2 separate regions of the Mus musculus genome follow, and region 1 is linked to region 2. Evidence: chromatin loops called from intact Hi-C (ENCODE). Cell type or tissue: gastrocnemius. All regions are shown on one strand. Each heading gives the region's core, and the rest is flanking DNA. Links, peaks and the distances in the headings are about the cores only.

Region 1 (12,841 bases), core at 1,952-9,951, 450 kb before region 2:
CACTTCCTGACCAACAGGTCATCACTCACAAGACAGTGTGAAGCCCAGAAACAAAGTATGTCAGCCCCACAGAGGGACTTCTGCCAGTAAACTACTCTGTAGGTGGCTTCACACACTAGCTTTTAGGAAGTGGTGATGGTTTGCTGTGCCCAAGTGCCCTAAAAACCTTGGAGTAGTCCTGATGAACAGCAAGCATACAAACAGTGGGTACGCAGATTAGCAGATTTGACAGCCTAAAATTTTATAGTCTGTCACATTAGAAAACTATGATATAAAAGAAAAGGCAAATTCAGAGGAGAATTTGCTTTACAAAGCAATCTTTATTACCTTCACTTATTCTTATGAAACACTGGGGACAACCTAATAATATGACAATCATTATTTTATTTTTTTAATTAAAATATAATTGCATAATTTTTCCCATTTCTTATCCTCCTCCCAACCCAATCCTAGTTCCCATGTACCTCCTTTGCGCTCTCTCTCTCTCTCTCCCTCTCTCTCTCTTTCTCTCTCTCTCTCTAAATTTCATGGTCTCATTTTCTTAAATTATTGCTACATACATGTAAAATGTGTGTGTGTGTGTTTTCCTAAGTATCGCCTCCTCAGTCTGTATAATGTTACTCATGTGTTTATGATTTCAGGCTGATGACTTGGTATTGGATAACCAGCTTATGGTTCTTCTCTGAAGAAGACTACGTGTCCCACTCTCGGTTTTCCGTGGTTCTTTGTATAGGTTTGAGGCCTCATGGGATTTCCCTCTCCCAGGTTAGCATACTTCTTGGTGTTCAAACTTCCTGCTCCTCTGGCTCTTACAATCTTCCCACCTCCTCTTCCCTCACTAGATCCCTGAACCTTGGGTACAAGAGTTGAGTTGTAAATGTATCCTTTGGGCTAGTCACTACACGGCCACTTATGCTCTGTATTTTGATTGGTTGTGGACTTTTTTTTTTGTAATGATTTTTGCTGCAAAGAGAGTAAGTGCATAAGAACAATCAATTTTTGAAAGGTAGATATAAAGGAACTGGTAAATTTCCACAAATACATAAATAAGGGGAAAAAATCATACCATGACATTTTGAACACACGCTTTGATTTTGCCTGTGTAGCTTTAAAAATACCAAGCATTAAGGAGTTACAGAGACAAAGTTTGGAGCTGAGACAAAAGGATGGACCATCTAGAGACTGCCATACCTGGGGATCCATCCCATAATCAGCCTCCAAATGATGACACCTTTGCACACACTAGCAAGATTTTGCTGAAAGGACCCTGATATAGCTGTCTCTTGTGAGGCTATGCTGGGGCCTAGCAAACACCGAAGTGGGTTTTCACAGTCAGCTATTGGGTGGATCACAGGACCCCCAATGGAGGAGCTAGAGAAAATACCCAAGGAGCTAAAGGGATCTGCAACCCTATAGGTGGAACAACAATATGAACTAACCAGTACCCCGGAGCTCTTGACTCTAGCTGCATATGTATCAAAAGATGGCCTAATTGGCCATCATTGGAAAGAGAGGCCCATTGGACTTGCAAACTTTATATGCCTCAGTACAGAGGAACACCAGGGCCAAGAAGTGGGAGTGGCGGGGGGGGGGGAGGCGTAGGGGAGTGGGAGGGGAGGGTATGGGGGACTTTTGGGGTAGCATTGGAAATGTAAATGAAGAAAATACCTAATTAAAATAAAATAAAAATACCAAGCATTGAAACATCTAAGGAAAAGACTGTCATTCATTATTCCCTTCGGTAAATGTTATCACCCAGAAGCCAAGAGGAATACTTTTATACACCAGTGAGCAATTTTACTGATGAAACCCATCTGGACTTGCTTGGTCTTGCCTTCAGCCAGGGACAGGAATAAGTTTTTCCTTCCGGATAAGTTTGGGGCAGGGGGTGTTGTTTTTCTCTTTGAAGTCCAATAATAGATGGAGCTGCTATAGCTCTCAGCTAGAAATCCCTAAATGGCACAGGCTCTGTCCAGATGTTTTCTCTCTCTTCTAGAATCTACAATGGCCTTCAGTTCTGCTGTGTGGGGGATGTGAGTAACATATACACAGGGAGGTAACACTGTATTCATGCCAACAAGGTTCCCTGCACCCTGCTGGGTTTTGTTGTTGTTGTTGTTGTTGTTGTTTGCAGAGATTCAGATGAGTCTTGGGCATTCCCTGGCCTCATGAGGATATAACACAAAGCAGGCACTCCACAAATTTTAAAGTAAATCAAGAGCATAGTCAACTTGTATGCATCACCCGTCTCCTGTGTATCTCAAATCGATACCACATAGAAGCGAGAGTCTATTCCAAAGACCAAGAAAGAGACTGTTCAACTCTGCCTTTCTGGAAGGAAAAAGCTATCACTGATATAAAATAAAGGTGTGTCTACCTAACTCTTGCTGAATTTCTTCTGTCTAGCACAGGAGACCCACCCCCAAAAGAATATATTCTTTCTGGGTCAGTGGCAGCATCACATGGTGGAAGGTGGATGGTGAGAAATGAGCGTATGTTGCACCAGCCCACGAGGACAGCCAAAACAGGAGGTAGTCACATCCTAACAGCCTAGGAGTGCAGGATAAGCAGGGTGCTGGGGACAAACTGCTTATACCAAAGGGGACAGACGGAAGAACCACAGAAGCAAAGCTCCCAGTGGAGCTGGCTAGAAATGGGAATAGACACACTTCCCTTGCTGAAGACATCATATGCTGTACAGAAAGAGCCCTTGGGTGCATCAGGTGCCATTTACAAAGAACTCCTCCACTGATGCTGGTCCTGACTCGAGCAGGGCAGTCATGAGAGCTGATAAATGAGACATGCAAAACAGTTTTTGGTTAGGCAGACACACCTCTAATTTATACCAGTGATAACGTTTCCCTTCCAGAAAGGCCTTGCATCTTGATAGGTCTCATGAACTTAATAGAATCCATTGGGTCTTTTGTGCACCTCAACTCCCACCTTGATTTATCAAAAGGGGGTGATGTATTTGAGACTTGTACTATTCTGGGATGCTTATTGACATCAATTACCATGTTGCTTTGAGGACCCAGATCTACCCTCTCTTCTTACTAAGAACCAAGAGAGCCATTTTACTGTCTACCAGGCAAGGGGAATATGCACCGTGGATTCCATGAAAGGAAGTTCTAGACACAGAGGGCCCCAGGGACTGCACAATGATTGGAGTACCATTGCCAGCAAATATATCACCAAGAGCTCAGATGAACCAAACCTGGCAGGTCGTGGCCTGTGATGTACTAGCTTCCCAATATCCCCCACTGTAGCTATTTGCAAACACTACAGTAAGTATCAATTTAGTTCATAAAACTCAGGTTTGCAAGAAATGTAGTTTTATTTTCACTACAACTCAGCACATATTCTGTTTAAACTCTTATTCTGCTTGAAGGCAGAAAATATCATTTTAGTCAATTTGGGGTAAACTTACCATGTCAGGTTTCAGTGCCGACATTTTCAGTTTCTCCCAACGTGGGCTTTTCCTAGGAGTTCATCATAGTCCAGGGAGCCTTGTCTGACACCCCAGCAGCCATAGTCCTGGAGGAAAGGCAGGAACTCATTCCCCCTGCCACTATTTCTAAGTGGAGAAGCCTTTGCTGAGCCAATGTGATATACCAGGCCCCTCGGCTGAATCCCTGAGCATTTACCCAAGAAAAGCATCTAGTTCTCTCAGGCTCAGCCCTTCTCACTGTAGAGTCTCTACAGAAAATCCCCACTCCCCTGTTCCCTCCTCAGGAAAGACAATAGCTGGCCTTTCCTTCTATGATCCCTTTATCAGTGGAGCTGGGTGATGTGGTATCATGAGACCCCTTGTTTCCACTGCACTCTGCCACAGCTTCACATCACACCACTCCGTCACTGAGACCATCAGATTTATGGATGATGGACTTTCTTTGATGATTTGACAAGTTAGGTGACAGGCAGATAATGTCATTGATGAGCCCCATCAATCCTTGTGAGCAATGTCATAAGTTACAGTTAGTTGTGAGATGCTTGACATGGGTGCTGAAAATCAAACTCATGTTTTCTGCAACATAACTCAGCATAACTCATTTCAACTTGATAGCAAAGATCCAATTTCCAAAACCAGTCATATCCCCAGATACTAGGGGTTAAGATTTTCATGTATTTTTCAAGGTGATATAAGTCAACTCACAACCCTGCTTTGAAAATAAAATATTAGATTAGATAGATAGATAGATAGATAGATAGATAGATAGATAGATAGATGACAGATAGATGAATAGGTAGATAGTTAGGTAGATGGCAGATAAATGATAGTCAGGTAGATGACAGATAGATGATAGATAGATAGATAGATAGATAGATAGATAGATAGATAGATAGATAGATAGAATACATGGACTAATCAGCATCAGTTCCTTCTCTTACTCTTTCTCACTCCCTTTCTCACTCACTCCTTCTCCATTATTCTTTATTTGACAAGCCAAACAATTTGTAATTCTGACCAAGTGAGGAACACAGCAGCTTTGATAGCTCCCCTGCTACATCTCTCCTCTTAATTGGATGTAGTCATGGCTATTCATTTCCATGATGCCTTTGTCTCTTGACTTCTAGACTTCCTCCATAGAAGTCATGGAGGTCACCACTATAGGGACAGGAAGCGAAGGGGTCCTGAGGAAATGTATGGAGAGAGTCCCATATCTCTTCATAGTCTCCAGATACCCATATTTTTTTCATAATATTTTTGAGTCCTCCAGTTCTTCAGCTTTCTGTCTTGAGGTCCTTTGACTTTGGAAATTCCTAATAAAGAAAGAATAAAATAAAAACAGCATTCGATGTGTGTAGAATGGCCTTGCACCCCTGTAAAGGCTTTTCAGGCTCAAGAGTAGCATATCTCTATTCAAATATGCACAGTCTTACAAAGATACACAAGTATTCCCCCTTCGTGGGGGTGAGAGAATCACTCTGACTCCAGATCACCCAGGGAGAGCCTATGGTCCTATTTAGAGGCCTATTTCAGTGGATATGACTCATGTCTCCAAGACATTTTTAAAGTACAGACATCAACGTGAGGCACATAAATTTTCATTGTAGTCGTATCAGCATTTTCAGCAGTTGCAAATGCAAGCCCTCTTCTGACAAATATAAAAATCTCATGGCCTTTAGAGTTACTTAAAATTTCAAAGTGGATAAACCGTGCTGAAAGGCAGTGAAGAAATGCAGAGATGGCCAACATCTGCTGGTTCAGCTCCTGAGTGTTCCACTTTACACTGGTGCAGAATTAACCAGATGACATGCTGCCCAGCAGAAACCATAGCTGGTGCTTTACACTGGTGCAGAATTAACCAGATGACATGCTGCCCAGCAGAAACCATAGCTGGGTCTGGGACTTTCCGCCTCTCAGCAAGCTAGAAATGGAGAATGGCTTATTCTTGGGCTGTACTGCTGGGCTCAATGGTGGCAGTAACTGGGAGTTCCCAGTGAGCCATGCCATCGCCAGGGCACAGTGCTGCAAGCTGTGACATTCAAAAGATGTGCCATGTACAGCACATGTAGAGGTTCTGGACATAGCATCTTCATCAATGGAGAAATATCTGTAAACTCGACCCTGTCAAGAGACCATAAACATCTCCCTCTCTCTACTCTGAAGATTCTAATCCTCCCCACCAGGGGGCATGTGCTCTCTTCCTGTCTAGTGATGAGCATTCTCTTGGGCCTATAGCATCCATCCCCTTAGACTTAAAGAAAGAAGTCTGAGCGAATGGGCCCTAGGGAGATAGGTTTGGAGGCTAGTGATGTAGGGACAGGAGATGAATGCAAAAGGTTCTGACAGGGAAGAACAGAGTTTGCACAGGACCCCAGGAGAGATGTCAGCAGCATGGAAATTTACTGAGTGTTGAGGAAGCCTTGAGCCAATTATGTATAAGGGAGACTGGAGAAAACATCTGACATGTCAAAGACATGTTCCAGGCCTTGGATATGCTGCTGACCCATGTGCCTAGTCAAATCCTCCAACATATGTGAACCTCAGTGTTGCCATGTGTAGTAAGGGTCAGACCACTGAGAAGTAATATGGGGTTTGGGGGAGATGCTTCCATGTGAAGATGTTCACCCAAGGCTGACTTCCTCCTCATCCTTTTCCTTCTTTGCTAACCTGTTAATAGTAATCAAGTCGCTCACTTCTGGGATAGAGAGACAGGCTGCATCGAGTTAAGAAAGAATCTTGTCTATCTGTTATTTGTTTCTTAACCTTCAGATATCTCTGAGGTATTCATGTCCCAAAGCTAGACTGACTCCCAAATATCATTGACTTTGAGGGTCTCCATTCACAACTTTTATGTGACTGGTAGGATTTGTGAGATGCTGGTGATAAGGACCACTTGGGAGTGATGTGGCAGCTGCTCTGTCTCTGAACAGCATCTGAACTGCACTTAGCTTTGGAGGGGAATGCGGATGCTGAGACAGACCCAGCTCTATCCAGAAGATGACAGATTGCCTCTGCACTTACTCCACCCCAGCCAAGTAGATGAAGTAGGTTCCATCATAGAGAGAGAAAAAGATGTTCCCCTGGGAGGCTTACTACAAATACAGTTCTGGGTGAATGAAGGAGTTAAGCCTGCAGTTAACCTTTAGAAGCAGGGGAAAAAATAGACAAGAAATATGGTTGAGGTCTCCAGTTAGCAGTTTTTAAAAAAATCTGTCAGATTTAATTAAATCATCAAAAGTGCTTTTTAAAGGGCTCTGTGTGGCTGTCCTGCATGGTCAAAGGAATTCGATCCAAGAGGCAAGCAGGACTTTGGGGGCATGCCAATTTATGTCCTTTCCCAGGCAGAAAACACAAGTCAGCCCAATAGCACTCATCATTATGTGGCCCCAGAAGGCCACCGACTGCAGAGTTGGCCACAGGCTCTGAGGCTCAGCAGGGTGTGGGACTTTTGCCAAGAATCCAATACGCACATTTTTCTCCCATGAACTGGCCTAGACTTTGCCTACATTGCTATCTCCGTGTTGTGTTGATGGAGTTCCTAAGCTCCAACATTCCTTTCTCCTTTATTCCCTCACAGCACCAGAAAAAATACAGACCAGTCTCAAATTTCATTGTCTGATTCAAAAGACACCTATTTAATGAGACATCTCTATTGTCAAAAAATAAACCCTCACACACCTATTGTTATGTTTCTTGTATGTGTCTAACTATTATTTCACAATAATACATGTAAAGCCATCATAATAAATACTTATTTATGAGCTTGGCACCGTTATAAGCACTTCATGTATCTCCAAAATACAAATAGGGAAGAAGGAGGAGGAGGAGAAGGAGGAGGAAGAGGAGGAGGAGGAGGAGGAGGAGGAGGAGGAGGAGGAGGAGGAGAAGGAGAAGGAGAAGGAGAAGGAGAAGGAGAAGAAGAAGAAGAAGAAGAAGAAGAAGAAGAAGAAGAAGAAGAAGAAGAAGAAGAAGAAGAAGAAGAAGAAGAAGAAGAAGAAGAAAAGATGAGGAGGAGGAGGAGGACGACGAGGAGGAGAAGAGGAGGAGGACGAGGACGAGGAGGAGGAGAAGAGGAGGAGGACGAGGAGGAGGAGGAGGAGAAGGAGAAGGAGGAGGAGGAGGAGGAGAAGGAGGAGAAGGAGAAGGAGAAAGAAGGAGAAGGAGAAGGAGAAGGAGAAGGAGAAGGAGAAGGAGAAGGAGAAGGAGAAGGAGAAGGAGAAGGAGAAGGAGAAGGAGAAGGAGAAGGAGAAGAAGAAGAAGAAGAAGAAGAAGAAGAAGAAGAAGAAGAAGAAGAAGAAGAAGGAAGAAGGAAGAAGAAGAAGAAGAAGAAGAAGAAGAAGAAGAAGAAGAAGAAGAAGAAGAAGAAGAAGAAGAAGAAGAAGAAAGAAAGAAAGAAAGAAAGAAAGAAAGAAAGAAAGAAAGAAAGAAAGAAAGAAAGAAAGAAAGAAAGAAAGAAAGAAAGAAAGAAAGGAAACTGTGGAACTGTGTGCACCCTCCACAATGCTACTAAGCAGACATCCTTGGACCTCCCCATTCTAAGCACATGGTTGAATCTCTGGGTTACACTGTGGTTGGGAGGAACCATATGATTCATACCAGCTGTTGTACAGGATTACCCTTCAAGCCAACTTGCCACCCTCTTCATTAAACCAACTGTAACCTCTTGCAAAAGATCATCAGAGATGGACGTGTCGACTGTTGGCCTTCCTTTATAGGAGTAGAGACATGAGACCCTCACCTGAGTATCCCACCCCTTCTGCCAATGAGTTGTATGCAACTTTGCTTTAATTGCCAGTGACCTCAGAGAGGAAGGGCTAGAGTGGAGTTAGGGGGTGACATGCATGTGACCACGAGAGAGTTCTCATCCATGCTGGGAACAGACCTTCTAGTGTGACTGCTTCAAAGTCATCCACTCTCGTGTCCATACATCCCTGCCCACTTCTCTGCAGGCCTAATAAAAGCATTGGTTCTCCTGGGCAAACTTTGGTACTTATTTTGTTGTTGGGACCTTAAAAGGAGAGAATTGATATTTTCATCTCCCCCAAAGTAGGAGCACTGGCCAGTGAGTTTGAGTAGAAGTGGTACTCATGATCGCAGGTTGGGATATTTCATTGCTGATACAGGTTCTCCAGTGAGCTCCCCTGTACCAATCAAGGAACATGAGCACAAGATCAATCCCATTCACTTTTGATTGTAAGCACTATTGTTTGAGCTATTGGATACTACAGCCTATTCTAGTCTCTCTTATCATATCAGTGCATCCATAGGCTAGTTCCAAGAGCATCCTCATTCTGTGCTACCAGAATGATGTAATAGTCAACAGCCCACATATACTATGGCAGTCCCTTAGGATTGTACTGCCAGTGATGTAGCCATTTTAGCTAGTACAGGGGCACTCTCTGAGGTCTTCACAAGGTTGAAATCACCTAACTGCATTTTTTTCAGAACATGCCCCCCCTCACTGAGCAATAGGTGATTGTACCTGTGTGCTAGAATCAGGCATGAATCTAGTTTTATAATCTTCATAATTTTTTCTTGTACTGTGTGTTTTATTTAACATAGCCATATCTCCTCACTGTTCAGAAGTTTAAGCAAATAAATTCACCAAAGAAACTCATGGACGGACACTATGAGAGCATGCTTAAGTCAGGTCTGTCTTCCCATTTACACTTCTGTTAGGCCAATTCTGCTTTTCTCTGTTCTGCAATATCTTTGGTAAGCAGTCCATTCCCACACATACCTTACAGTATTCCTCTTACATTTAGAAGCAGAGAGCTATCTATCTGGTCAAATGAGAGAGATCTGATGAAGCCTCTCCGTGATTGTCATTGATGAGTAGTTAGAAAGAACTTGGGATGTTAACAACGAGTTGTGCCAGCACCATTTGTTGAAAATGCTGTCTTTCTTCCACTTGATGGTTTTAGCTCCCTTGTCGAAGATCAAGTGACCATAGGTGTGTGGGTTCATTTCTGGGTCTTCAATTCTATTCCATTGGTCTACTTGTCTGTCATTATACCAGTACCATGCAGTTTTTATCACAATTGCTCTGTAGTAAAGCTTTAGGTCAGGCATGGTGATTCCACCAGAGGTTCTTTTATCCTTGAGAAAAGTTTTTGCTATCCTAGGTTTTTTGTTATTCCAGATGAATTTGCAGATTGCTCCTTCTAATTCGTTGAAGAATTGAGTTGGAATTTTGATGGTGATTGCATTGAATCTGTAGATTGCTTTTGGCAAGATAGCCATTTTTACAATGTTGATCCTGCCCAATCCATGAGCATGGGAGAGCTTTCCATCTTCTGAGATCTTCTTTAATTTCTTTCTTCAGAGACTTGAAGTTTTTATCATACAGATCTTTCACTTCCTTAGAGTCACGCCAAGATATTATATATTGTTTGTGACTATTGAGAAGGGTGTTGTTTCCCTAATTTCTTTCCAGAGATCCATCCCATAATTAGCCTCCAAACGATGACACCATTGCATACACTAGCAAGATTTTGCTGAAAGGACCCAGATATAGCTCGCTCTTGTGAGACTAGGCCGGGGCCTAGCAAACACATAAGTAGATGCTCACAGTCAGCTACTGGATGGAGCACAGTGCCCCCAATGGAGGAGCTAGAGAAAGTATCCAAGGAGCTAAAGAGATCTGCAACCCTGTAGGTGCAACAACATTATGAACTAACTAGTACCCCGGAGCTCTTGACTCTAGCTGCATATGTATCAAAAGATGGCCTAGTCGGCCATCACTGGAAAGAGAGGCCCATTGGACATGCAAACTTTATATGCCCTAGTACAGGGGAATGCCAGGGCCAAAAAATGGGAATGGGTGGGTAGGGAAGTGTGGGGGCGTATGGGGGACTTTTGGGATAGCATTCTAAATGTAATTGGGGAAAATATGTAATAATAAAAAAATATTAAAAAAAAAAAAGAAAGAACTTGGGAAAGGCAGTAGCGATGCTTGAGACCTCTTAGCTAACTGCACGAACAAGTAGTCACATAGTCATATCATAGAGGAGGCCACTCCATGGCTCATACATGTGAGCCTGAAGTAAGTCATGTTCTGGTAAAGCTACTGTAGAGAATGGGTCCAGGGGGCAGTTCCTAATTTGGAGGATAGAACCAGTGTATCAGTTAAGGTCCATCACTCAACCACAGAAGCCAAACTAAGATGACTTAACCAAGGAGAGAGTTATTGCTCCATCCCCACCACAAGGTTCCCAGAAGAGAGACATCAGGTGATAGTTTCATCATTGTCACAGGCTCCATCATGCCCTTCACCTTCAGCTGGGTATATTCCATGTAGATAAAATCAGAGTTCTGGTAATAAGTAGGAAAGAAAGGAAGCTAGTGTTTTAGATATACAGCAATGTCTGCCACAGTAAGGAACACAGGTGGGGAACAGAGTTGAGGAGGATGGGTTGGGTAAGAAAAGAGGAAAGAGTCAGAAGGCTATCAGGAACAAAAGACTTAGACCTTTGCCGAGGCTCACTTTACTTATGAAATAAAGACCATTGCATATACCCAGAATCTCCATCTGAATGGAGCCAACCAGCTACAGGAGGAGAAAAAGAATCACAATAGATAATAACTCCCACATAGAAAATGCTTGTCTAACACTTTCAAGCTCTACTTACGAAGTACTTTATGGACATCTTACCTAATGTTCATCTGAACCTTGGCAGTATGGCTTAACTTCTCCCATTTTAAAGATGATAAAAACTGAGATATGGTGTTCAGTAACTTGACAAAGGGTTCTAGCCCCCGACTTAAAGCACAACCACCAGACATGAGGCTGAAGCAAGCTGTGTCCTAGAAAAGCAACTATATGGAGGAGGCTATATGTTAATCCTCATTGGAGGGAATAGAACTGTATTAGGTAAGATTCATCGTTCAACTACAGAAATCAAACTAAGATTCTCAAGCAAAGCAGGGGGTTATCACCCTCATAACAAAGATCCCAGAAGAGAGACAGCAGCTCACAGTGCCATCACTGCCACAGATCTTGCCTTCTCCTCCCCTCTCCCTCCCCCTTCCCCTTTTCCTATCATGTTTCCTTCAATGATGTTAGCAAAGGATCCCTCTTTTCCATAGAGTAAACCTCTGCAAATATTTATGGTATATGTGTAACACTGCCTTTGTCCCCACAAAGAGATGCTTAGATGCTGGGGGTGCTAGCATTCTGGCAGCTGCCAGCTCATGATGTTGGATGAAGGTACAGAACTGGGCAGGGCTTGAATGAGACGCATCATTGAAAAGAAATGAGCCAGGAAAGCCACGTTTGGTGTTTGGAGGCCTTGTGAAGGAGCATGTGCTCTGTAGCACGTTGACTAGTTCAAGTTCTGAGCTAGATCTTCTACTAGGGAGTGAAGTGGATCTGAGAGAAGAGTCACAGCTACTAAATTCAAAGCAAGAGCCCAGGTATGGTATGGAATGGAACTCGAAACAGAGAAAAGGTCCCAGAGAATGTCAGGAGAGTTGTGAGCAAGGATCAGGCCCTTGGCTTAAAGGTGGCTCTCGCCCAGCTGGAAACTAGAGAGCTAGAAGGAGACTCTTGGAAAGGATGCCTGGTTTCCCTTCTTAGGTGACATTCAAAATATGAATCTGGACTAGGAGCCTGGAGTCCCCTCTACTGACTCTTTCCCAAACAACACACACACACACACACACACACACACACACACACACACCACGCCCTGCCCTGCTCAGAAAGGCTCAAAAAGATACTTTGGGAGTCATTTAGGAATATGAGGGCTCAGAGTTTCTTCTTCCCCCCTTGCTTCCAGGTAAGCAGGAGGTGACTCCGAAGCAGCTACAAGACACCTGGGGACAGAGACATAGCCTGGTTCATCTACATCATGTTCTGTCTTCCAAGTTTCTTGTCCATGAGTGCACATAAGCATGTGTTTGCATATATGTATGTGTATGTATGTATACTTGTGTGTGCATGTGTTGATGCCAGAGTATTATGTCAAGCATCTTCCTTGAACACCCTCTACCTTATTTGCTGAAACAGGTTCTCACTGACTCTTCAACTTACTGACCCAGCTAGACTGCCTAGCGAGCATGCCCAGAGACATGTCTCCACCTTCCCAGAACTTGGGATTTTAGGCTTGCACTGCCATGGACAACTTTTTAAATGCCTGTCGGAGATCTGAATTAAGGTCCTTGTGCTTGCATGGCAAGCTCTTTACCAAGTCATTTCACTAGCCCTATTTCATTCCATTTTCTAACTTGTAAAGAAGAGAGCCAGAGTTGTCTAGATTTGCTTCTTTGCTTGCTTGTTATTTTCCTTTTAGCTTTCTGTTTTCAATACTTAAAGGAACCACACAATTGTTTGGAAACTAAGAGGAAGGCATAGGTAAGCACTATATGCCCCATCATCCTGGAACAGGGAGC
Region 2 (12,841 bases), core at 2,547-10,546:
GGCTTGCATACACATAGTGTAATTCTTGGGAATGAGACCCAAATCTAAACACGAAAAATTCATTTACATTTTATATACACCTTGTATTCACATCATCTGAAGGTGACTTCATGCCATATTATTAATCTGCCTGCATTTTCCACAACTCATCAAACAAGGTTGTGTGGGATTTTCCACATATAAACCATGTCATTCATGGCTCAAAGTTTTGGATGTTGGCACCTTTACAATTCCAAATGATGAAGGATGCAGAATGTGTGCTTGAACCTTCGGTTTAAACACCTTCATTTTATCTCTCTTGACTCTTGAGGTCTTTAGATCCTGTTGGGGGCCATGATAGCGCCTGCCTGCTTGGGATCCTCACTCAGCTTCCACATAGATCATGCTACTTACAGGAGAAGCGGGGACATCTCCCATCTGCTATCTACACGACAGGAGGGAAACAATGTCCTTTAGGAGTTCCAGATGTTAAGTCACCCCGTGTCGTCGGAGATCTTCCAGCTGAGTTCACAATACAACTCCTAACCTGGAGAGGAAGTTCACGCACACCAGAGGGGTGGCCTGCCTGGCACGGTGAAGGCTTTAAAACCTATGCTCATAAAACAGGATGGGAAAATTCATCTGTGAGTTTTACAGCCTACAAAATTTGCAGTATGTCTTTTATGGATGCTCTTTAATGTTTCCTGCAAGGAAGATGAGCATAGACCCTGGGGAAAGTGCCGGCTCCACCTCCCTACTTGGAAACCAGACAGGCTGTCTCTCCATATTCAGAAAGGGGTCCTTTGGCAGGCAGGCATCCGGTAGTTCATCCCCATTTCTCTGGACCTCAAGCTACATAACAAAGGAAGCCGACTGCTTTTGGCATGAATTCACTTGTAAGGCCCAGGTGTTTGGGAGGCTTTCCTTTCATGTGGTTATACTGAAGAAGTGTGACACCTCCCCTCCAAAAAAAGTTAATGGGCTGGTGAGCTGGCTTAGTGGTTAAGAGCGCCGACTGCTCTTTCAAAGGTCCTGAGTTCAAATCCCAGCAACCACATGATGGCTCACAACCATCCATAACAAAATCTGATGCTCTCTTCTGGAGTGTCTGAAGACACACTACAGTGTACTTACATATAATAAATAAATAAATATTTGCCGGGTGTGGTGGCACACGCCTTTAATCCCAGCACTCGGGAGGCAGAGGCAGGCAGATTTCTGAGTTCAAGGCCAGCCTGGTCTACAAAGTGAGTTCCAGGACAGCCAGGGCTATACAGAGAAACTCTGTCTTGAAAAACAAAACAAACACACAAAAAAGTTAACATTGCTCATTGTGCATTGTTTGACATGGCCAGGGAAACAACACAGGGTGTCCTGTGGGCTTCTTTGTGACATTCACTGTTCTCGTTCCAGACCTCAGAGCCTCTCATCTAACCCTGACCTTAGTTGCCTTAGGCCTAGACCAGTCCCCAGGGTGGCTATGAGAGACCACAAAGAAATGGGTGCTCTGGGGTGGGCAAACAGCAGAGAATTCCTGCTCTAGAGAATTTGTGCCAAAACCCAAACCACTCTCCACCTCTTCTAACTTCCCCATTTCTCCCATCCAAGGCCTCACAGAGCTATCCTTTCCTGTGTTCTCTGGTTAGATGAATGGTACCAGTGACTCCTAACCCAGCCAGTTAATATTTGAGACAATGTCTCTCACTGAACCTGCAACTCGCCATTGACCACTAGAGTTTCGGACATGCACCAGTATGCCTGGCTTCTAAATGGGTGGGGCTGTCCAAACTCAGGCCCTCATTCTTGTGCAATAGACACTTTGTTGACTGAGACATCTTCCCTAGCTTGTACCTTACATTTTTGAGAAAAGGTTTTTCACTGGTCTGGAACTTGACAAGTAAGCGTGACTTGCTGGCCAGTGAACCCCAAAGGTCCACCCACTCCTCTCTGCCTCTTCAGCACTGAGATTACAAGCACATGTGATGAACATGCCACCATACTGAGCTTTTTCATGTGGGTCAGGGGGACCAAACACGAGTGTTCCTGCTAGCAAGGCAAGTAACCCATTGACTGAGCCCTCTTCCCAGTACTTTCAAGGCAAGTACTTCATGGGCTGAGTCCTCTATGCAGTACTAGCAGTTCTCTTTGACTGAATTAAATCACCGTCGTTCATTCCCTTCATCTCTCCTCGATGAGACGTTAAAGAGTATTATTTGGATGCGTGGTGAGCAATGTTAAGGAAGTATCCTTCACACCAGAGTCCATGAATGATGCCTCTGGGGCTGTGCTGTGGAGACAGCACTTTCTGGTCCTTCCTAATCCACAGTTTTAGCTCTGACCCCCATTTCTGCCTGGAATACAGCCAGCCTGGTCTGGAGGGAGAGCCACTTATCTACAGGCTCTCACCTTACCTCTCTTTTTCCAGTTGAAAAGCCAGACGCCAAGGTGTTGGCCACCCTGTTTCAAACCCTTCAGCAGATCCCCTGTTGATTTCAAAGTAAAACCCAAACTCTCTGACAAAGCTTATAAGATATGTAGGACCAATGCAACCTCATTCATGCTTCACTTGAATTTCAACTAAATACTTCTAGGACTAACCTAGGAATTCTTATGCTAGGTTATATATAACATTGGGAGAGTCTCAGCATCGTCCACAGCATTGGCCCACCCCTGCCCCTTGTTTCCTAATTCATCTAGACAATTCTTACTCATCCCTCAGGACCTAACTCCTGTATCACCTCCTCCAGGCCAACCTTACCTAGGTCCTCCCTCTCCCAGCTTGAGCTGTTTCACGTCTGGGCTCAGATCAGCAAACAGCCAGCCTGGTCTGCCGGTCTCGGTCAGTGATTGAATTTGCTGCGTGCCTGTAGGCGCATGTGGCCCCTTCCCCTCAGTCTCCCTGCAATTGATCTGAAGCATAAGACTCAGAAGCAAAGTGGTCCTTCAGTCTCTCTGAACAAGTGAGTCACTCTTCCCCCAGGAAGAGCTTCCCAGCATTCCCTCCCCGGGCAGCTCAAGGTGCCACATGATCCCTGGCCTCTCTGCTCTCCTCCTTCCCAGCATTCCCTCCCTCCTTTCCACTCCCAGTGAGCTGAGCTTTCCCAGCCGGAGCCTCCAGCGAGCAGGGATGTTTTTGCTGCTCATTACTACCCAGTGGAGATACCATCTCTTCCTTTAGGAGCTGTTCCTGCTCGGTAAACGGAAACCTGGTCACGAGCCAAGCCCAATCATCCTGAAAGGTAGCAGGCCCTTTGGAAGGAAAAGGTCTGGGTTCCAGCCTTGGCCTCTCTCTCCTCCCAAGCTTCCTGGCTCCTCCGTGACCTTGTTTCAGTCTATTGATGATGATGATGATGATGACAATGATGACGATGATGATGATGACGATGACGATGATGACGATGATAAAGTTGAGTGAGGCGGTTCAAGGCGGTAATCACTCCACTTTAGAAGGAAAGATTGGAGGATCGGGAGTTTAAGGTCAGCCAGGATCACATGAGACTCTGTTTCTCCCACCCTAAAACAAAGCTGCTTTCTCCACTCAAACTGTAAAGGGCAAGACTCACAATGGAGGCTGGGATATCTCATTTCCTCCACAGATCCTCCAGTGTTGACAGGAGGGCCAGGGTTTCAAGATCAGCTTGACCTTTACAGTCAGTGTGAGGCCAGCCTGGGATACAGGAGACTATCTGCAAAAATAATAGCTCGATACTATATGATGGAATGGACGTGTAGTTCAGTGGTTGGACACTTTAACACCAGACACCATCCTTCACAATGGAAAATAAAACCAAAACAAAAAGCATCTTCAAGATGGTGGACTTCGTGCCACCAACTTTCTTTCTTATTCTTTGGTTGGTTGGTTGGTTGGTTTTGTTTTTTAAGATAGGCACGCATGGACCTAGTCTGGCCTCACACTTGAAATGTAGTCCATGATGACCTGTTGCGCCCACCTCGGCCATCAAGGAAGACACAACACGGCCGGATTCTTCTCAACAGCCCTTATTGCAGGAACATCTCGATGCTGCTACGGGGACCCCGGGCAAGCAGGGAGGTCTGCTTATATACACCCCAGCACAGGGAAAGGCTTCGTGTCCTCCTGGGATAGGTTGAACCGCTGTCACCTAATTAGCATGTACCCGCTCGGGAGGGGTTGGCAGGGCTTACACCTGCGCTGATGTTGTTTATGACAATGGCACACCGGAAACCGGCGCCATCTTAGAGTTGGCTTCCTACAATGACCTTCAACTCAGGATCTCCCTATCTCAACCAGCAAGTGCACACTGATGGGTGTGCAGCCCGTGCCCAGCATAGGTGCTATTCTGAGGATGGCAAAGTCTGTGGGAAGCTTATTCCAAGTCTTGTGATACAGTGAGCCTGGGAGAATGGGCAATGATGGCTTTTACACACACACACACACACACACACACACACACACATATACACACACACCAGGATGCTAAGATGGTCCTGGGCAATGATGGCTTTTATACACACACACACAGAGAGAGAGAGAGAGAGAGAGAGAGAGAGAGAGAGAGAGAGAGAGAGAGAGAGAGAGAGAGAGACATACCAGGATGCTAAGATGCTCCTGGGCCACTTGTTTTCAGGGACTTTCTCAGCTCAGGACCCCATCCATCTCCACATCGGCTCTCTGGCGCCATCTTCTGTCAGTTTCCGAAACCCCAAAGATAGGGCTGTTTCTGTCTAATCACATTGTTTTTAAATAACAACCAAAAAAAGTTACATTGTTGAACATATTTCACCCTCTAAACTGAGTGTGTAATCTGGGCACTTGGAAGACTAAGCCAGGATGCTGAGGAGGCTAAACACCTCCTAATCCGATCTCAAAAAAGAGTGTGAACCTAAACAGAAAGAGAACTCTTAAAAGGTGTGATAGGATGCTCAAGTGTAGCTCCCCACAAGCGACGTCTTCTGCGGAAACAGGAAGACTCGGTTCTATTTAAGTGGCAGGCCGTGGAGAGTTTGACCATGCTCCAGTGGTCAAATGACTCAAATTGGACATGGGTCCAATTTTTATCTTATTTTGGGGGTTGGGGGAGGCCACAATGGTGCAGGGAAGGACATGGAAATTCTGAGGAATGAATTTGATCAGGGTGCATAATGTAAAATTCCCAAAGAAGCCATAGAAATTGGAAAAAAAAATAAGGCTAGAGGCAGATGGATTTCTCCAGCCCCGATGTATCTGGATTTGAATAAAAACACCCAAAAGTTGAAACTTTTCTGATTCTTGTGGGATTGCAAACAAAATCTTCCTCTGCTCCACAAAGAAATAAAGAAATGGAAGGTGCTTCTGGAACACTCCACGGGAAAAAGGGAAAAGGCCACTTTCAGAGTTATAATCCCACCACAGTTTGTACTGTCTTTGAAATGGTAAGAGCTTTAAAGTGTCCCTGTGGCCTCAAGAGACCCAGTGCTGAGGGGAGCTGGGAAAGACTGGGACATGGGCTGGGTTCCCAAACCAATTTCCCTCTGCACAGCTTCACACAGAGCCCACAGGATTCAAACAAAACACACACATGGGACCCTGGAACAGAGAAAGAAGGAAGACCGTCCTTCCACATCTGGAGCCAAGCATAAGCCGAAAGATTAATTTATGCAGGCAGATCCTTCTGTCGTGGAGAGAAAGCTGAAGAGGAAAAGCAACGCTTCCCCAGAGAGAAAGAAAGTAGATGGACGTTGTAGAGAGACATAATTTTTTTCTCTGTCACTTTTTCCAAAAACTCATGGAGCTTGTCTTGAGGCTGAAGCACTGGGAGTCTATAGTCTGCCCTTTGCTGTGTCTGTAACTCGTCATGGCCTCAGCTGCTACGATCCTCACTGGGACTAACACTGCACTCATCACTGGTCTCAAGAGTGGTCTCATCACTGGTCTTGATACGCCACATCAAGTATCCTTAGGACAGAGGCTGGCCCAATCAGGTGGTCGGCACGCTGGCACCTTCTGGTGATGCTGTGAGAATGTGAGTCCTGACATTGCTGGCAAAAATCTGCATCCTCTCCGGAGCTCACAGACAGCAGCTGGCATCCCTGGACCGCACACCAGCACTATACACCAAGTTAATCCGTTTAACTGACCAAGCAGCCAAAAATAGCCACGATTCAGAGGGGTTGGATATCAAGTTTGTCAGAATAGAGAATTGCTACTAAAAGGAAAAAAAAAATCTCACAGTTTAACAAGTGACAACAGGGTTGCCTTTCCGCAGCCTTGTCCAGTAAGTGGGGAGGACTCCCTCTAGTGGTCAGTTATATAGAGAGCCAAGTTCTCTCCACACTGCAACTCTGTTACCTTCTCCAACTGTGTCAGCCCCATCACCCTCCCCTTCCAGGGACAGGTTTAGATAAAGTGAGAAAGCCCACAGCTCATTCTCGCCTCAGCCTTAAGGGACCAGTCGAATTTCTGCTCAGAGCCCAACAATTAACATCCACACGCAAGGAATTGGGACATAACCCCTTGGTGTTCCCAAGAAAAAGAGAGGAGCAGGAACAAATGGCAGTGAGAAACACCAGTTCCTACCGCATGGAACTTGACTCAGGTTGTACAGCATTCAAGAAGACAAGTGAAAAGCCAGGCTGTTGGGAGATGGTGGAACAAGATGGGGACATGTAAAGAAGACAGGTCAGGAGCACATGTCATTAAAGGAGATATGGGGACCCAAGCCATCCTGTGTCTTTGCTTCCTGACTGTCATGAGGTGAGCACACACCTCCATTGTATGCTCTTACCATGATATACTCCGCTGCCCAGGGCCCAAAGCAACTGGGTCAAGCAACTGTCGACTGAAACCAGAAACCAAACCAAAACTGACCTTTTATCCTCTGAAGTTATTTACCTAGAGGATTTTTGTCACAGCAACAGAAAGCTGACTAACACACTGGGCCTAGCTTAGCTAGATCCTGCCTCAGGCTCTCTCAGAAGGCTAGAATTAAGGTGTCAGCCAGGGTCAGGACCTGAACTGAAAAACCAGCGGCTTCCGAGCTCACCCTCGGGGTGTTCACTAGAGCCCACCCTCAGCCTCTTGCCATGGTGTTACGAAGAAAATCCCAAGTTTGGTTGTTTAACTATGATGAAGAACATGGGCATAGGACCATCGGGTTTTGTTGCCTTTGTTTGTAGTACTGGGAATCAAACTCAGGACCTTAAATTCGTCAGGAAGGTGCTTTACTGCCGAGCTGCAGCCTTCCTACACATAGGCCAAGCTATTCTCCCAGCCGTGCCTTAGCCTCCTGCATGCTGGGATTGCAAGCAGGCATTACCACTCCCAGCTTCCTCTGCCGCTTACTAATTTGACTAGTACGGGTTTATTTTGGCTTATAGTTTAAAAGGATATAACCATCACTAAAGGAAAGGGATGGTGGCTGGTGGCCCCATAGTGGTGAGAGCACATGGCAGGACTTGATCACATCCCAGCGGACCAGGAAGCAGAAATGGGACAGGAAGTAGAACAGCCATGAACGTAAAGACCTACTCTCCATCAAAGCATTTCCTCCAGCGAGGCTCCACCTCCTAGAGATTCCTTGCAAAACAGCGTCCCCATACTTCCAACACTGTTTCAGAGCCCAGTGTTCCTTCTGAGACTCTCTTAACTATGGGGAAGAGAGAGGGAAGCTAAACAATTGGCTCAGTGGTTAAGAGCATTGACTGCTTTTGCAGAAGACCTAGGGTTCAATTCCCAGCCCTGACATGATTGATGGCTCACAACTGAACTGTAACTCCAGTTCAGGGAACCTGATGCCTGCTGACTTCCTTAAGCTCCTGCATACATGGGTTCATGCATACATTCAAGCACACACATATCTAGTTTTAAAAAAAAAGGAGGGGCTGGTGAGATGGCTCAGTGGGTAAAGCACCCGACTACTCTTCCGAAGGTCCGAAGTTCAAATCCCAGCAACCACATGGTGGCTCACAACCATCTGTAATGATGAGATCTGACTCCCTCTTCTGGGGTGACTGAAGACAGCTACAATGTACTTACATATAATAAAAATAAATTTAAAATCTAAAAAAAAAAAGGAAAGAAAAGAAAATTATATTTTAAATAAATTAAATTCTTCCCCTATAAAACAGCACAGAACGGACATTCCCATTCCAAGTGGGAGGACTAGGAAGGTAGCAAAAGATCAGACCAAAAGAACTGAAACCCAGCAGGGAGAACATTGCCACCAGGGGCTCTTGGTGCCACTATCTTGTAACCTTAATTTTTTCAAACCATAAATTAATGATGGTTCTTTTTTTTAATTTATTTTTTAACTAGGTATTTTCTTCATTTACATTTCAAATGCTATCCCAAAAGTCCCCCAGACCACCAACCCCCGCATTCCCCTACCCACCCACTTCCACTTCTTAGCCCTGGCATTCCCTCGTACTGAGGCATATAAAGTTTGCAAGACCGAGGGGCCTCTCTTTCCACTGATGGCCAACTGGGCCATCTTCTGATACATAGGCAGCTAGAGACATGAGCTCGGGAGGTACTGGTTAGTTCATATTGTTGTTCCACCTATAGGGTTGCAGACCCCTCTAGCTCCTTGGGTACTTTCTCTAGCTCCTCCATTGGGGGCCCTGTGTTCCAACCAATAGCTAACTGTGAGCATCCACTTCTGTGTTTGCCAGGCCCCAGCATAGCCTCATAAGAGACAGTTATATCAGGGCCCTTTCAGCAAAATCTTGCTGGTGTATGCAATGGTGTCAGTGTTTGGAGGTTGATTATGGGGTGGATCCCTGGATATGGCAGTCTCTAGATGGTCCATCCTTTCGTCTCAGCTCCAAACTTTGTCTCTATAACTCCTTCCATGGGTGTTTTGTTCCCAATTCTAAGAAGGGGCAAAATGTCCACACTTTGGTCTTCATTCTTCTTGAGTTTCATGTGTTTTGCAAATTGTATCTTGTATCTTGGGTATTCTTTAATGATGGTTCTTATAAATGCTTTAACCTCCCTTCTAGCCCACCACCCACCAGAGGTAGTGGAAAATAAAGGATACAGGGGAAGTGGACCTGTTTAGAAATCCTATCTGAATTGTCAGGAAATCAGCAGTTCAGTTAATAGGCCAGCAGCTCGGTCTGTTCAAAAACACTTCATAGATAATGTCAGCAGTCCAGTTCGGTAATGTTGGGAGAGCAGCAGTGGCACAGTCTAGCAGGAACAGCCAGGTCTCAGCCAAATCAGCACGAGTCAGCAGGAGGGACCAGGAGGGACTGCAGGAGAAGTTCTCAGCTCTGCGTCTCTCCACGAAGTGAAGATCAGTGAAGAGACAAGACCAACAAGCGTTTCACAGCTAGCCCTATCAGCAAGCCCAGTTCATGGTGAATTGAGTCCTAGTTATACTCCCTCCAAACATCACGTGTCCTCCAAGGATCTTGCCTCACCACACGACTCAGCTGACAACACTCTGCCAATTGCAAGAAGCCGCAGCACACCACCAGAAGTTTTTCTGATGCATTTCTCTTTGTGGAGTCCTTACAAATGGAGCTCAACTACACAATGTAAAGCGGACCGATGCATGCATGTCATTAGAGAAGAATCTTTCATCGAGTGTCCTTTCACATGCTTGCTTTAGCAGAACATCCTTTCACCTGTGTCTGCCTTAGCCTTTCACCTGTGTCCATTTCAGTGAAACACTCCTTCACATGTTTGCCCCAGCAAAACCCCATCCAACAAAAATGTCTTTCCAAAGAATGCTTAAGTTTTCACTTCACTATCTGGATTTCAGAAGACTTAGGCAGCTCCACCCTCCAACTCTATTTAGGGGTCCTTGATTGAGAGCCCACATTTCTGGCATCACCAACATCCTGAGCTCTTCTGAGTTCCTCTTGGGTCATCCTTGCAGGAACTATGACCCTGTCACACGTTGCCTGGCCTCAGCAGCTTTCAGGAATGTGACACTCCCCTCTACGAGGGCCCCCCCCCCCCCGATCTCCCATTCTACCTACGTACACAGCCAGCACCACGTGGGTGATGATGCTCTCTGCTCTGCTGCCAGCCCAGTATGCAGCCTGGCCCCCTTGACCCTGATGCAGCAGTCTCTGGGTCGGTACCCAGTCAAACCTGGGGGAAAGTCTTCCAGCAACTCCAGGGAGCAAAGGTTTATTTTGGCCCATGGTGTGAGGGGATACAGTACACCATGGTGGGAAAACTGTAGTGACAAACTGCTCTGTGGCTGTGGGGATATGCAGCTGCTACTTGCTCATATATCATTACACCAGGAAGCAAACGTGTTTTCATGAAAACAAACAGCATATAATTACATTAAAATATATAGTATAGGGCTAGAGAGATGACTCAGGAGCTAAGAGCACTGACTGCTCTTCCAGAGGTCCTGAGTTCAATTCCCAGCAACCACATGGTGGCTCACAACCATCTGTAATGGGATCCGATACCCTTTTCTGGAGTGTCTGAAGACAATGACAGTGTACTCACATACATAAAATAAGCAAATCTTTTTAAAATTACTATATATGTAATAACCAGGCATGTGGTATATGCCGCTAATCCCAGCACTTGATAAGTAGAGGCAAGAAGATCAGGAATTAAAGGCTAGCCTCAACTATATAGTGAGTTGAAGGCTAGCCTAGTCCATATAAGGTTGTGTCTCAAAAAAAGACAAAACAAAACTCTCTGTATGTGTGTGTATGTCTGTGTGTCTCTGTGTGTGTATGTGGGAAATATACAATTCTATCATGAGTTAAGTAGTTGTTTGAGGATAGTTCATATAGTTATATATTTGGTATGAGGAAACACTAAAATCCAATTATATAAATGAACATTTATAAGACAGTTTGTCCTTAAATTGCATATGATTATGCTCAAGTATCATAGATTTGAAGCTTTTCTTTTTGAGGTACCAAAAATCACTATTTTGTCAAGAATGAGTCCCTCGGTGCCCTGAACATTTTTAAAAGCCTACAAGAGAGGAACCTCTGGAGTCTGGCTGGGTCCTCCGTCCTCCTGTCAGACTTCCCAGCCTGGACTTATGGAACACAGTCTTCCTCTCAAAATTGGTTGATTGATTGATTGATTTTTAATTGTATGTGTGTATGAATATCTGCATACATGTATAACATGTTTGTGCCTGGTCTCTACAGAGGACAGAAGAAAGCATCCTGTCTCCTGGAACTGGAGTCTCCGACAGTTGTGAGCCACTCTATCTAAGTACTGGAAATCAGCCTCCAAGATGTGCCGGAGTAACGGTGGAATAGAACTTGTGGGTGTGGCCAGCCAATGACTGGTCCAACTTGAGGCCTCTACCACAAGAGAGAGAGCCCATATCTCACACTGCCTGGATGACCAGGAACCAAAGGCTGGATAGTCAAGAGACCCAGAATAGACCCAAACAGGACTGAGAAAAAAAAAAAAAAAAACAATAAAATAATCCCCAGTTATATTCAGCTATACTCATAGATGGGTGCCAAACATCATCAAAGAGGCATCATGTAGCAACTAATGAGAGCAGTTGCAAACTCTAGCTCTAGAGAGGCCCCTTGGTCTTGCAAACTTTATATGCCCCAGTACAGGGGAACGCTAGAGCCAAGAAGTGGGAGTGGGTGGGTAGGGGAGTGGGGGGGAGGGGTATAGGGAACTTTCGGGATAGCATTTGAAATGTAAATAAAGAAAATATCTAAGAAAAAAAAGAAAAAAAAAGAGCAGATGCAAAGACTTACAGTCAAACACTAGGCAAAGCCAGGGGTACCTCACAGAAAGGGGGCGGGGTAGATTGCCGGAGCCAGAGGAGCCAAGAATACCAGAACATAGCCCACAGAATCAAATAAGCAGGGCTCGTGGGGCCTCACAGAGATTGAAGCAACAATCACAGACCCTGTATGGGTCTCAGCTAGGTCCTCTTATGGTTGTGTAGCTGAGTGTTCTTGTGGGATTCCTAACTGTGCTGGGGGTGGGGGGAACCCTGACTCTTTTGCCTGTTCTTGGGACCCTTGTCCTCCTACTGAGTTGCCTTGCCGAGCACTGATATGAAGTTTTGTGCCTAGTCCTATTTTAACTTGTACTGTTTGTTCAATATCTCTGGGAAACCCTGATCTTTTTTTTTTTTTTTTAAGGATTTTCGAGACAGGGTTTCTCTGTGTGGCCCTGGCTGTCCTGGAACTCACTCTGTAGACCAGGCTGGCCTCGAACTCAGAAATCTGCCTGCCTCTGCCTCCCAAGTGCTGGGATTAAAGGCGTGCGCCACAACGCCCGGCGATTTTTTTTTTTAAAGGGAATCAGAGAAGGGGTGGATTGGGACGGTATGGGAAAAGGGGGAGGACTGGAAAGAGTGGAGGGAGGGGAAACTGCAGTTGGGATGTAACGTATGAGAGAAGAAAAATAAATCAATAAGTGCTGGGACCCAAGCTCCAGTCCTCCTCAGGAGCAGCAAGAGCACTTAACCTGTGTCACAATTCGCCTGCACTTCCGTGAACCAACACCAGAGGGCTGTCTTAGCTGCTCCACACTTATTGCCTAAGATGATAAAGAGTCTAGCCTCAAAGTGCTACTGAAAAAAGTCCCATTTCAGGTCATCAAGTTTAAGATTTTTAGAAATACAGGTCTCCATTAAAACAAAAGTCACTGTAGTGTATCCTAGGAAATTAAACAATTTAGTAGTACCATATGTCAGTGAGATCAGATTTCTGCAAACCGCAAACCAGAAAACAGTTGAAAAGAAATTCTCTAGGACAGTAATACCTGTGGGCCTTACCAGTAGACAAAGGCACGTGTAGACGTAAGAGGAAACAAATCAAGAGCATATTAAAATAATTATATTGTCTCTTTAAATACAATGAAATTATCTAATTAAGCCTATATTCATTAAAGGTCAACAACACATAGTTTATGTAGACCCATAAAATGCATTGT

Evidence for each region. A loop is a pair of places that touch in the nucleus more often than their neighbours do. Peaks named below come from ENCODE experiments on the same cell type or tissue, not always from the same donor. Only the 100,000 strongest peaks of a DNase experiment are listed, where the experiment ranks them.
Region 1: it touches region 2 in a loop (8-fold over the local background); 6 of 42 quality-filtered maps call a loop at or near these places.

What each region holds. Positions count from the first base shown.
Region 1 is chr7:74,101,348-74,114,188 of GRCm38, reverse strand. No RefSeq gene overlaps it. Among named protein-coding and RNA genes, the nearest start is that of St8sia2, 94 kb to the right of the region's middle. In gastrocnemius, for the core only: a CTCF peak has its summit at 5,623 (motif pointing right); DNase peaks (open chromatin) are centred at 5,572, 6,437 and 6,829.
Region 2 is chr7:73,647,776-73,660,616 of GRCm38, reverse strand. No RefSeq gene overlaps it. Among named protein-coding and RNA genes, the nearest start is that of Gm26176, 8.1 kb to the right of the region's middle. In gastrocnemius, for the core only: CTCF peaks have their summits at 4,657 (motif pointing left) and 6,242 (motif pointing left); DNase peaks (open chromatin) are centred at 3,179, 4,633, 5,997 and 6,224.